Linked DNA regions of Homo sapiens: region 1 is linked to region 2. The links are chromatin contacts, found by Hi-C or POLR2A ChIA-PET in ENCODE. All regions are on one chromosome and are shown on one strand. The core of a region is the stretch at or near the end of the contact, and the rest is flanking DNA. Distances in the headings are between cores, read along the strand shown.

What was found. A loop is a pair of places that touch in the nucleus more often than their neighbours do. ChIA-PET counts read pairs that join two places held with the same protein, here RNA polymerase II (POLR2A). Pooled maps may share reads with other maps.
Region 1: a loop to region 2 is called in a pooled map, with 3 times the contacts of the local background. The contact joins the promoter of TNXB here to the promoter of DDX39B in region 2. A Hi-C loop is called at or near these places in 5 of 50 pooled maps. POLR2A ChIA-PET finds 5 or more read pairs at or near these places in 3 of 52 experiments (A673, K562 and activated T-cell).

Annotation. Positions count from the first base shown.
Region 1 is chr6:32,105,767-32,111,902 of GRCh38, forward strand. It overlaps TNXB (tenascin XB), which reads right to left and starts at 3,572. Exons shown (of 44, transcript NM_001365276.2): 1 at 3,415-3,572.
Region 2 is chr6:31,540,753-31,546,165 of GRCh38, forward strand. It overlaps DDX39B (DExD-box helicase 39B), which reads right to left and starts at 1,251. Exons shown (of 11, transcript NM_004640.7): 1 at 1,198-1,251. It overlaps ATP6V1G2-DDX39B (ATP6V1G2-DDX39B readthrough (NMD candidate)), which reads right to left. Exons shown (of 13, transcript NR_037853.1): 2 at 5,357-5,413; 3 at 1,198-1,396. It overlaps SNORD84 (small nucleolar RNA, C/D box 84), which reads right to left and starts at 426; the gene lies at 349-426. DDX39B-AS1 (DDX39B antisense RNA 1) reads left to right here and starts at 1,552. Exons shown (of 2, transcript NR_133675.1): 1 at 1,552-1,644; 2 at 1,957-2,386. It also overlaps ATP6V1G2. RefSeq lists enhancers at 681-1,880, 758-1,679, 5,390-5,413 and a silencer at 993-1,908.

The DNA of each region.
Region 1 (6,136 bases), core at 2,322-4,821, 570 kb after region 2:
ATCTACTAAATGTACTAAAGGTGAACACATGCAAACCCTATGACCCCGCAATTCCACTCCTAGGAATATACCCAACATAGCTCATAATAGCCCCAAACTGGGAACTACTCAAACATTTCACATCAGTAGAATAAATAAATTGTGGTTTATTCACACCGTGGAATAAAATAAAGCAGGAATGAACTATAGTTATATGCAGTAGTGTGATGGATCTTACTAAGATGATGTTGAACAAAAGCCAGACACAGGAAAGAGCATGCTGCACAGTTCTATTTATGTGAAGTTTGAGGAGAGGCAACATTAATCTGTAGTGCTCCAAGTCAGAAGTGTGATACTCTTGAGGGGGTAGTGACTAGTAGGGGCATGGGGGGGGGGGCTTCTGGGGTGCTAAAGGTGTCTTGTTTCTTGATCTGGATGACGGTTACCCAGTTGTATGTGTTTGTGGAGTTTACTGAGGCAGGGATTGGGGAGCACACAGAGACAAGAGGTGGGAGGAAAGGTGGTAGGGGGGTCCCAGGATAAGACAGGAGACAGGGCTATGGCAAACCTGAGTGTGAGGGGGCCAGTCAGGATTCAGCTAGGGTGAAGAGTTGAGGAGAGATGTTGAAAGGTGCCCAGCTCTTCCAGACCAGAGGCTGGGGAAAGGAGGAGGGCAGGGTGGGTGTGGAAATGCTGACCGGTGAGGAGTGGGGGATGTGTCACTGGTAGGCGGAGGTGACTGTGACACACACACACCTCCACCCAACACGCACACATCTTCTGGCTTTCTACTCTTAAACTTTTCTCCTGGATCAGAGAAAAAGGAGTAATTGGGGCTACCAGCCATCACATTCTGCTACCAGCCAGCAAGAGACGGAAAGGGAGCTGAACAGGGACAGAGTGTTTCCACACCAAGAGGCTCCCCACCCAAGAAAGCCCAGGCCGAGAGGCCTGGCATACAGAGAGCTGCCCTTTCCTGTCTCCCCAGCCCTTCTCTCAGCCTGGAGTGTAGCCTTGGGTAAGAGATGGGCTCTGACCGACCCTCAAATCCTGTCACTTTGTGTCTAAGGCCATGCTAATCACTCCCACACCCTGGGAATGCTTGCACAAAGATGTGTACACATGTACACTTACAAATATATTAATGTGTGCTCATCCACAAGTACAAACATACCTGCACAGACACACAAATCCACCCCCAAAACCTGCATCCTTGTAGGTACACATATGGGTGCCCATGCACACACGTGCACACACACCCAATCTCCCCTTCAGGTTTCCTCCACACCTAGTCATTGGGTGATGCCTAAGAAGGCTGATTTCTTGTTGGCTCCGAGGGCAGCTCTGTGAGTGAAAGAACCTGGATGGTGTGAGAGGAACAAAGCAGGAGGCCCTTCCCAGTGGGAAGCAGCGGACACATGGCCTCCACCATACTTCCCCGTACCCCTGGAGGCCTCTGTGAGTTGTCCAGTGCCCCTCCCCAAATAAGTGGATTCCTCATCTTTCCCTGCACAGTGGGGGAAAGCAGAGAGGGTCTTTGCACCAGGAAGGAGTGAAGAGAGCTCACCAGCTTTTCTGGAAAGCTGGTGAGATTGGTCTAGAAGAGCAGAGCAGCCTCCATTGACCACACACCCAGAGGCTCCTTCCCAATCTCCCTCCCTGCCCTGTTGCCACCACCCAGCCCTCCAGCTCCCCATTCCAGCTCCTGGGATAATTCTGCTCTTCTCTCGGTACTGGGCAAGCAAAGAATTGGGTGTCTCTTGTGTCTCCCCTTCACCATTCCCCCTGCCACTATGTCTGGGGTGGTTCTCTGTAGTGTGTGTTTGGAGAGAGATATGGCCTCACCCTCTTGGCACCCTCCCCACAGTTGGAGGGCTGGCAGGGATGGGGGCATCTTCCCAAACTGTGACTCAGCTTCCTGGGTATTTTGTGTTGTAGCCAACTTTGACACTTTGCTCATTAGGGACTGTATAGGTCCCAAGGGGTGGGGAGAGGGGCTGGCTTCCATAAAAGATGTTCCACAGATGGGGGTTCTGGTCCTGCCCCCATGCCTCCCTCTGACCCTCCTGCTACACCCTCAGTTGAATCTGGCAATGAGAGGTGAAGGTAGAAGGATTCTAGGAGTGAGACTAAAAAGGGAATGTGGGGGTCTCAGATATTGGGCTGGAACCAGGTAGGAAGGAGGTGTCAGGGAGGGGTAGGTTGGGGAATCCAGATACCCCTTATTCTGGGGAGCTAATCGGCCTGGGAATGGAAAAATTAAGAGAAAGGATTTCCAGGCCCCAGCTGAAAATGGTTAGGGGTGCAATGAGAGACAGGAAGGCAGTTTCTGGTCCTGCACCTAGTGGCTAGGTCTGGAGTGAGCAAAGGAAGTTTGAGGAATTGAGGTGCTGGGTCCCCAGGGACTTGAAGGCAGGGTCAGGGAAAAGAGGAGGGGCTGGAGATGCGGGAAGCAGGGGCAGGGCAGGCAGCAGCTGTGGTGTTTCCGAGTTGCTTCCCAGTAGTTCCTCTCAGTTCCACTTCCAGTTGTTTCTATGCCATTAAATTCTTTCCAGGCGAGATAAGGGGCCCGCCCTTCCCACCCGGGGCGTGTCACGTGTACTGGTGGTGGGGGGCGGGGGCGGCGAGGTGAGGGAGAGTGCGGGTTCAGACAGACAGAGGCAAGGGGAGCCTGGAAGGGGCACAGAGTGAAGACGGAGCCCCTGTGCCCCCAGAGGCATCTCTCAGCCATCCCAGCCCTGCTGAACCGTGAGTCATGAGTGCAGAGCTCTGGCCAAGAACAAGTTTTAGGATCCTCTCTGCAGGCTCTGTGCACGTCCCAGACCCGAGTCCTGACTGTCCCATTTCAGTATTTCCTAAAGAGATCTCCCAGACCTCCCTCCCTGCAACTCTCACGCTGCCACCTAGGGAGTCCCCATTTGGATGCCCAAAGAAGCACCCTCTGGCACCTCCTGGAGCCTGGAGCCCCCAGAGCCTGGGCTCAGCTGCTCTAGCCCGACATTTGGGATTCCGCAAGCACTTTCCTTCCAAGGTTCAGCTGGCCACCAGTTCAGCCTAGTCCTATCTTCCCGCTAGCCCCAGCACCTCCAGGGCCCAGGGGCTCACCTCACCAATAACCACCTCTACCCTGGTTCCACCATCTGACTCCCGGAGTCCCTCGGTTTGTTCCCAGCCCCTCTCAGTTGTCTGCATCCCATCCAAACCCTGACACATACTGCCCACCCCAACACACACATACCACCCTCTCCTCCCAGACACTCCTTCACAGGGAGCCTGGTTCCCAGCGAATGCTCCTATGTCCTCTGTCCTGAACAGAAGTCCTTGCTCTGGAAGCACTGCTGAGAGCTCACCTGCCACACCTTCACCTGGGGCATGGGGATAGGCGAGAAATCCCTTGCCTCTCCTTCTGGGTCTCCCCAGAACTCTGTTCCTTACCTGGGCAACCGAGCAGCTGCAGTGCCTCTGCACCTGCTCTGTCCCCAACCCCGGGAGGGCGGCGTCTCAGGGCAGGACAGGGAAGTCTCCCTCACTTGTCCCCTGCAACAGGGGCTGAGCCACAACCGACTGTGGATCTCGGCAGCGACAGTGAGGAGGGAGTCTGCAGCGAGCAGGGGAGGAGAAGGGGAGGACCAGGATGAGGTCAGGGAGGGGAGCGGAGATAGGGCAGGTCCTCCCACCCCTCCCAGGCCCTCCCACATGCCACCCCTCCTCTTCTCCTGCCCCCACCCCAGCCCCCACTCCCTGTCTAGCATCACTGTCTCACCATACCCTCATCTCAACCCCCAGCCCCGGTCTTACCTCCCACGTCCTTTCCCTATGCCATTTTTAGCTCACCCTAATTTTTGCCCAACTTGACACCCCCCACCCTTCCTGCCATTTCTTTTTTCCCCACCATTTCTCCACCTGCTGCCCCTCCTCTCTGACCCCAGTGGTTTCCTCTCAGCCTATATCCTTCCTCATGGCCAGCCCCCTTCCCCTCCCTCCCCCATGCTCCTCTCCCATCTCTTCCCAGCCACTGCTCTAGCTTGGATCTCTGGATCGCACCCCATGTCTATCACCCAGTGCTGGCTCCCTCATCCTCTCACCAGTTCTCCCCTGGCAGTCTGGGGCAGGGAGCAGGGGCAGAGGGCAGGAGGCAAGAGGCAACCTCTTTCTCCAACTGGGACCGTCTCTGGGACCCCAAGTCCCCACCCTGCTCCAGTCCCACCATTTCTATCTTCTCGGCTTATCCCGTCCCCGAGCCACTCCTGCTGTCTGTTCTGTTCAGTCCCTCTCCTGTCACTGCCCCCTTTGCATTCTCCTACCTCAGCAAGTCCCTAGAGAAAGAGCAGGTGAGGCTTGGGCACTGGCAGGGCAAGGGCTTGGGTGAACACTGGGACATACAAGCCTTGGGGAGGAAGCTGGGGTTGGGGCGGACAAGGAAGGAAAGCCTGAAGGTTAGGAGGAAGGTTTAGGGTTGAAGAAAGGGCTAGAGACAGGAGGCAAATATAAGGGTGGGTCACCTGAATAGAGGGTGAAGTGGTGGAAAGCAGGGTGGGGGGCTGGTGCCTGGGTGCTGCGGGGGAGCAGGAACAGAGGCGGGGAGAGGTAGGGGCTGGAGGAAACGGACACGCTGTCTCTGGTCCCAGGCAGAAGACTGACAGCCAGAGGACAGGGGGGACAGGGAGACAGACACACCCCACATAAGTCTGTTGGGTGTTTCCCTAGCTTCATCTCCCCATGTGCTGCCCTGACAAGGAGCTGAAAAAGAGACTTTGCTACAGAGGAGAAATATCCCAGCTGAGTGGGAACCCACTACCCCCAGCTTCACAGTGAGGACTGGGTCTCTCTATCCTGCTACAGACCTCACCACTGAGGTGTAACTTGGCCAAGTCACGGGTGAAAGGTACGTGAGGGAGCCCATATGTGCTTGATTCTGCCACATGGGTGACGGCCCAGGTGTCTGCACACCAGGTCAGATCCCCATGGTGGCAGGTGTGTGGTGTTCCTGGGTCAGGGCGTGCCTGCACTGCATGTGGCTGTGGCCAGATGCCCAGTAAGCTCCATGTGGCCGAGGGCAAAGGCACACATGGGCTTTTGCGTGGGTGTCCCCGTGTGTGTCCGTGTGTCTGGGTGTGTGTGGCTGTTTTTTTCCTGGCTTTGATGGGGAGGATGAAGTCAGCATCTTGGACAGAGCCAGGCTCAGCTTCCTTCCTCTGCCTTGGCCTGAAGCCCCCAGAGCCAGCAGTAGGTAGCAGCTTCCCAAGGATCTCCTGGCAGGAGGTGGGGAGCCCTGCAGTGATAGGAAGAGGGAGGGTCTGGAGACAGTATCACACAGAGGGCAGAACACAGGGTATGAATTTCCTCTGACACCTTCAGATTTCTGTTCCATGGTCATATCCTTTAGTGTGTGTGTGCACGCGCGTGTGCCTATGCCCTATGTCCTGGCTTTATTATTTAGGAAGAATGGTCAACATAAGTACATTTGGCACAGAGAGTGGCCAGGGACCTCAGAGAAGACAGCAAGAAGGATGGTCCTGGGATGTTCTGGAAGCCCACTGTTGGGGTCTCAGAGAGAAATGTGGGATTCCAGATGTACACAAGCTTATAAGGCATTTGGGGAAGCCACTGGAAGCTTAGCAGATATAGTTTCAGGTTCTGAAATTATCTTTGTTTACCATTTGATTCACCCTTTGGTTTCCAGGCTCATGGAGAAGCTCATGTCTTGTATGTTCACATCTTGTAAGAAAAGCACCAAGCCTTGCACAGTGTAGGTGACCAATAAATGCAAGTCAACACTGAAATGTGAAAGGACTGGGAGAGAGGAGGGGGAAAGGGTAAGGAGCCCAGGCGTGAAGGCAGGGAAGCCCAGTGGTCAGAGCTGGGGTTGGCTTCACTGAGGTGTCTGGGTGGTGGTGGGTAGAAAGGTCAGTGTTGTCCAGAACTGTCCACAAGCTCCGGCTGTTCTCTGTAACCTCAGTCCCTGTGTCTTCAGCTCTGAGCCTCCCTCCTTGAATGATCCTCCAAGTTCCTGTCCTGACCTCAGGAGGAAAAGGGATGAAAGATAGAGAAAAGGAAAGGAAAGATAGGGAGGAGAGAAGGCAGACACATAAGAGTAAGGGCAATTGAGGGCAAGGACCTGAAGGATGAAGACAGGGGAACAAGAGATGCCAGGGGC
Region 2 (5,413 bases), core at 1-2,500:
CCAGGAAACTTTTACCTGGAAAGAAAAACAGATACAAAACATAAAAACGAAAAGCAAATATAACAGAACAGAAAAAGCAGTACCAGGGAAAGTGGTTAGGACAGAGGTTCCCAACAAGATTAGCAATCACAGTAGCGGAAACCAGAAAAGTTGGAAGGGGAAGACCAACTTATAAATTCTTGATCTGAAAGTAACAGTGAGGAAATAGAATAGATAATAAAAGGTAAAATACGACTAATAACTTAGTAAAGTGGAAAATGGAGATGACAAGTAGAGTCCTGAAAAGTCCTCAAAGGAAGACTCCGCTTTCCCTATTATAATCCCACCGTTATGGATGCCTAACTCAGCAGCCATCAGTCAAGGGTGATAGATGAGGGTCATCACTGCGCAAAGCGCTCACCTTTCGAAAAGAAAACATCATATGGCCGCCGTCCACCTCCCATAGCTCTCAGCCTCCCACTTCTCAGTATCCTCCCTTCCGCTGTTTAAGCAAGCCTTGTGTAATTAGCATGGGGGGGAGGGGCGGTGCAAGACAAATGGCTCGGCCACAAAAAAACAAAATTCATGTCTCCACCCTACAATAAGAAAGCTAATAGGTGACAGAGAAAGGCAATCCCCGCCCAGGCTTTAACAGGATCTTTACCAAGTGGTCTCACATCACTGTTACGCTACGAAGGTGAGACTCCTTTTGGAGAAACATACAATGACACCAATCGTATCGTAAACACTTGGAAGGCACTCCAAATTAAGTTGGGCAAGTCAAGGTGAGAAAAATCCAACTGGGCCCAGAAACCAGCTCCTCCTCCCAGTCCCACCGAGGGCCGAGAAAGAGCTCAAGAAAGGACAAGGAAGGTGAGAAGAGCCCCGCCCTCCGCAAATACCAAGACCAAGGGACGCCGAGCGCCGCCTCTCATTGATGCTGAGGCCTCCAATATGAGAAGAACCCATTGGAAGAAGGGAGCAAAACGAACACAATGGCGCCGAGGACACCATCTTGGATTGGGTCCCCCCTTAGCTTCCCTTCCTTCCCCCAGGAGCTCTTTGCTCTCGAAAGGGATGCAAGCTAAGGAAATAGCGAACCAACTAGGCCCCAGCGACCAGACCATCGCCTGTGAAAAGGGTATCAGGAACCCATGTGACGGGATGGGTGCGGAGAAGCGCAGATGGAAACGGATTGTAGCGAAGGCCAAAGCTTACCTAAACAGGGAGAGCGCGTATGGCGGCAGCAACAGCGACGAAGGAGGGAAATCTGCCTTCACTTCCGGTTGCAGGCTTCCCTCTACTCCAGCCTCCCGCCTTCTTGGCTGCAAGAGCGCAGGCGCAAGGGACCGGAAACAGGGCCTTCCGCGGTTATACAGATCCGTGCGCTCCAGGCTTGCCTTTGGAAAATGCCTGTCTGAAATTTGTTTTAAAACCGTTTCTAACTTCACTGCTACCGCCAGTAACAAAAGATATAAAGGAAACTAACGTCTCCCCCCCACTGTTATCTTTATTCTCTTATCCTACTCCTCTCCATGCCCCTCATCTCTTCGTTTAGGTTTTTGCCACGCAGGTCTTCTCTGTAGGCACCCCTCCATGGATGCGCGAGGAACGAGTGTGGCGAAGGCTGCGAGTTCCCACGGGGTCCTTGGCCCGGTAGTGAAGGTGACCTGAGGACTGCTGGGCACGCACTAGGAACCGGCAGGCCCTAGCTGAGGGGAGGGAGGAGGGAAGTCTCAGGGAACTGGATTGCTCGGGGGTGTTTCCCGACTCTTTCCCAGTCGTGGGGCTGGTGGGCGGTATTTTCCCAAAAGGATGCTGTCCGAGGTAGCTGATGCCCTAGGGCCAGTGAGTCAGGAAGGTGTTCTGAATCCGAGCGGGAAGACGGGGTCTGGATTCGGCCCCAAGTGTTAATAGTAGGGCTTGAGGGTTATACTACATTCCATTAATACTGTTTTTGTTTTTGTTTTGAGACAGAGTCTCGCCCTGTCGCCCAGGCGGGAGTGCAATGTCCTGATCTCGGCTCACTGCAACCGCTGCTTCCCGGGTTCAAGCGATTCTCCTGCCTCAGCCTCCCGAGTAGCTAGGATTACAGGCGCCCGCCACCACGCCCAGCAAATTTTTGTTTTTTTAGTAGAGACGGGGCTTCACCCATGTATGACCTCAGGTGATCCACCCACTTCGGCCTCCCAGAGTGCTGGGATTACAGGCGTGAGCCACCGCGCCCGGCCCATTAATACTGTTAATTCGAGCAGAATGTTCTTGGCCCCGCCCCAACAGCCCCATTGTTCAACCTGGATTTTTTTCCTGAATGAAACATTTGCTATCCCCGTCTTTGAGATGGGGAGCTACAAAAGTAAGACCTGATGTCCTGCTGTGTAATAAAACAACAAACGTTTGGCCCTCTCCCTGTTAACATACTTAATCATTTAATACTAAGGAGTAGGTACCGTTATTCTCATCTTATTGACAGAAGCGAAGCAAAGCAACATATCTCAAGCAGTACGGCTGGTGAGGTTACAGCCAGGATGCAAACATCTCTCATTCTCTATTGTATTCTGCCTCCCTGCTCAAAGAATCTGGTTAGTAAATACACTGCAGGTTACCTTATTGGTTCAAATTCTTGGTGAAGTAAGCTTGTCTTCAGTGACAAATGAAGTAACTAATTCAAGAATGGTGTCATAGAAGGTATTTTCCCAAGTATCATTTAATTTATTCAAAAGTATTTATCAACTGCCTCCCTTGTGCCACATGTTGTCCTAGGATCTGGGGACACAACGGTGAACAGCCCTGTTCTCACAGTGTTTACATTACAGGAAAGAAAACACATAAACACAAATATAATGTCAAGTATCGATAAGTGGTCAGGGTGCAGTGGCTCAGGCCTGTAACCCAACCCTTGAGGAAGCCGAGCCCGAAGGATTGCTTGAGCCCAGGAGTTTCAGACCAGCCTGGGCAAGTGAGACCCCATCTCTACAAAAAATTTTAAAATTAGCAAGGCATAGTGGCACTCGCCCGTAATCCCAGCTACTCAGGAGGCTGAAGTGGGAGGATCATTTGAGTCCAGGGGGTCAAGGCTGCCGTGAGCTGGAACTCCAGCCTGGGCAACACAGCAGGACCTTGTCTCAAAAAACCAGTAGCAGTAAGTGCTATGAAGAAAATGCAAGGTAAAGGGGCAAAGAGCACTTGCTCCTACACTCCAGCTTTTCTCTACAGTTGCGATCTATAGTCCTCAGATTCCCAAATGAGGAACCATGTTTCTCACTTTAGAGAAATAATAAAGTACTACTTGTTCTTGTTTCTCCAAGAAGTTTCAAAGGATAGCCATTTGGGCTGTTTAGGGAATATGTAAACAAAAAACAAGAAAGTGACTGAAGGCCAGGCACAGTGGCTCACACCTCTAATCTCAGCACTTTGGGAGGCCAAGGCAGGTGGATCACTTGAGGTCAGGAGTTTGAGACCAGCCTGACCAACATGGCGAAACCCCATCTCTACTAAAAATACAAAAAATAGCCAGGCGTGGTGGCACACACCCATAATTCCAGCAACTTGGGAGGCTGAGGCAGGAGAATCGCTTGAACCTGGGAGGCAGAGGTTGCAATGAGCTGAGATCACGCCATTGTATTCCAGCCTGGGCAACAAGAGCAAAACTCCATCTCAAAAAAAAAAAAAACAAAGTGACTGAAAATGAGAAATGATGAGGCAAAAGGAGGCTGCTTCAACTCACCAATTTATTTGCCAATAATTATTTTATTGATACTTTTTTTATTGTTACAATGGGAAAGTAAGGTGTCAAGGATATAGAAAGGAAGGGCATGCATATGAGGGAACACAGTATCATTTTAGATCTTAGAAAGCAATGAGCATCTGATAAGTCTTTGGGGAAATAGGAAAGGAGGAAAATCTAATAAAGACAAAGATCAGCAAAAGAAAAACAAAGAGAGGCTACAAAATGCAGTTATCTACCTGGAATTATAAGAGAGGGGCTAAATGTAGTCATCTCCTCTTTTTGGAGATCAGAAGGTCTCTGGGAAAAGAGAAGAACCAATTTTTCAGAAAATAACTAGGGTCACAGAATGAACAAGTGGAATTAGAGAGCCAGTGATGGACGTGAGGAAACAGCTGTGTAGGTTTTGACCAGTGAGCAGGTGGTGGTAATAGTATCACAGGGTTGCTACTTACTGAATCACTGCTACAACATGCAAGGAACTGTGCTAGACTTTACAGAATGATTCCTAATCATTGAAGCAACCCTCACAAGGTAGGCATTATTATCATCCCAGTTTCACAGAGGAGGACATCGAGGCTACCAAGTTAAGTAGCTTGTCCTGGTTTCACAGCCAGCAAGTGACAGGGTCAAGAGAGGGACCCACATCGGCCAGACACTGAAGTCAGGATGTTTTCCACATTCCTACTTCCCCATATTACAAATTTCACAGAGGGTTTAGGTGAGAATGACTTGGAAGTTTACAAAGTCCCAGTGAGGGTTAAAGAACAACAAGGAGATTCAGATGTGAGCAGGATATTTATAAGTGTCACAGGAAAATTATTGGATCCTGCCTCCCAGGATTTCTAGGGGATGGAAAGAAGACAGGGATTATGGTGGGAGGTGATTTTGATTGGAGGATTTCTTTGAGGGAGGGAACTGGCAGAAGGAGTCAGGCCCTACGGTGGCCCTAGGCAGAAATCCGGTAGTTGGGGTGGACCTGGGGCCTGACGTCGCAGACCATGCCAAGAAGCTGGGCCAGGACACGCTCTCGGTTTCTCTGCTGGGAGCTCTGCATGCCCTGCACCTGGCGCCTTGTAGCCTGCTCCACCTCAGCAGACAGGTTCCCCTGGGAGCCCATGGCCTGGGGGGTAGGGAGAGGGGTGGAAGAGAGAAAGGGAAAAGCAGAAACAGACAAGGGTCCAGGCATATGAGGGGAAAGATCCTGAAACAAAGCCTAGAAGAAAGGCCCTCTCAGAAACCACCCCCATCCCACAGAAATATCCCAACACCAAAGAGATCAACACAGTCCCCTTTCCCCTTAGACCTAACATGCAACTTCATCCTAAAACAGACCGTAATATCCCCACCACCTCACCATCCATGACCATAAAACTCTACCCTCCACCACAAATGTTAATCATACTCCACATAGATGTTATACTTTACACAGACTGTGGCATTCCGCCCACAAGCTCTATGTGGCCTTCAAAACTCCCAGACTCTCCTACATATCATCACAAAGTTTCACCAATGTTGTGGTCCCTGCCAGGGTCCCCTCAGCCTCAGCCCTCTGCCACCATATTTTCTTGTTGAGTCACCCTTACACACCTCACTAGATGCACCCACCAACTTGCAGTGGGGTCTCAACCCGACTCTGCCTCAACTCACCGCCTGCTGCTTGCTCTGGAATTCGTGCTCTCGCTCTCTGCGGTATTGCTCCACCTC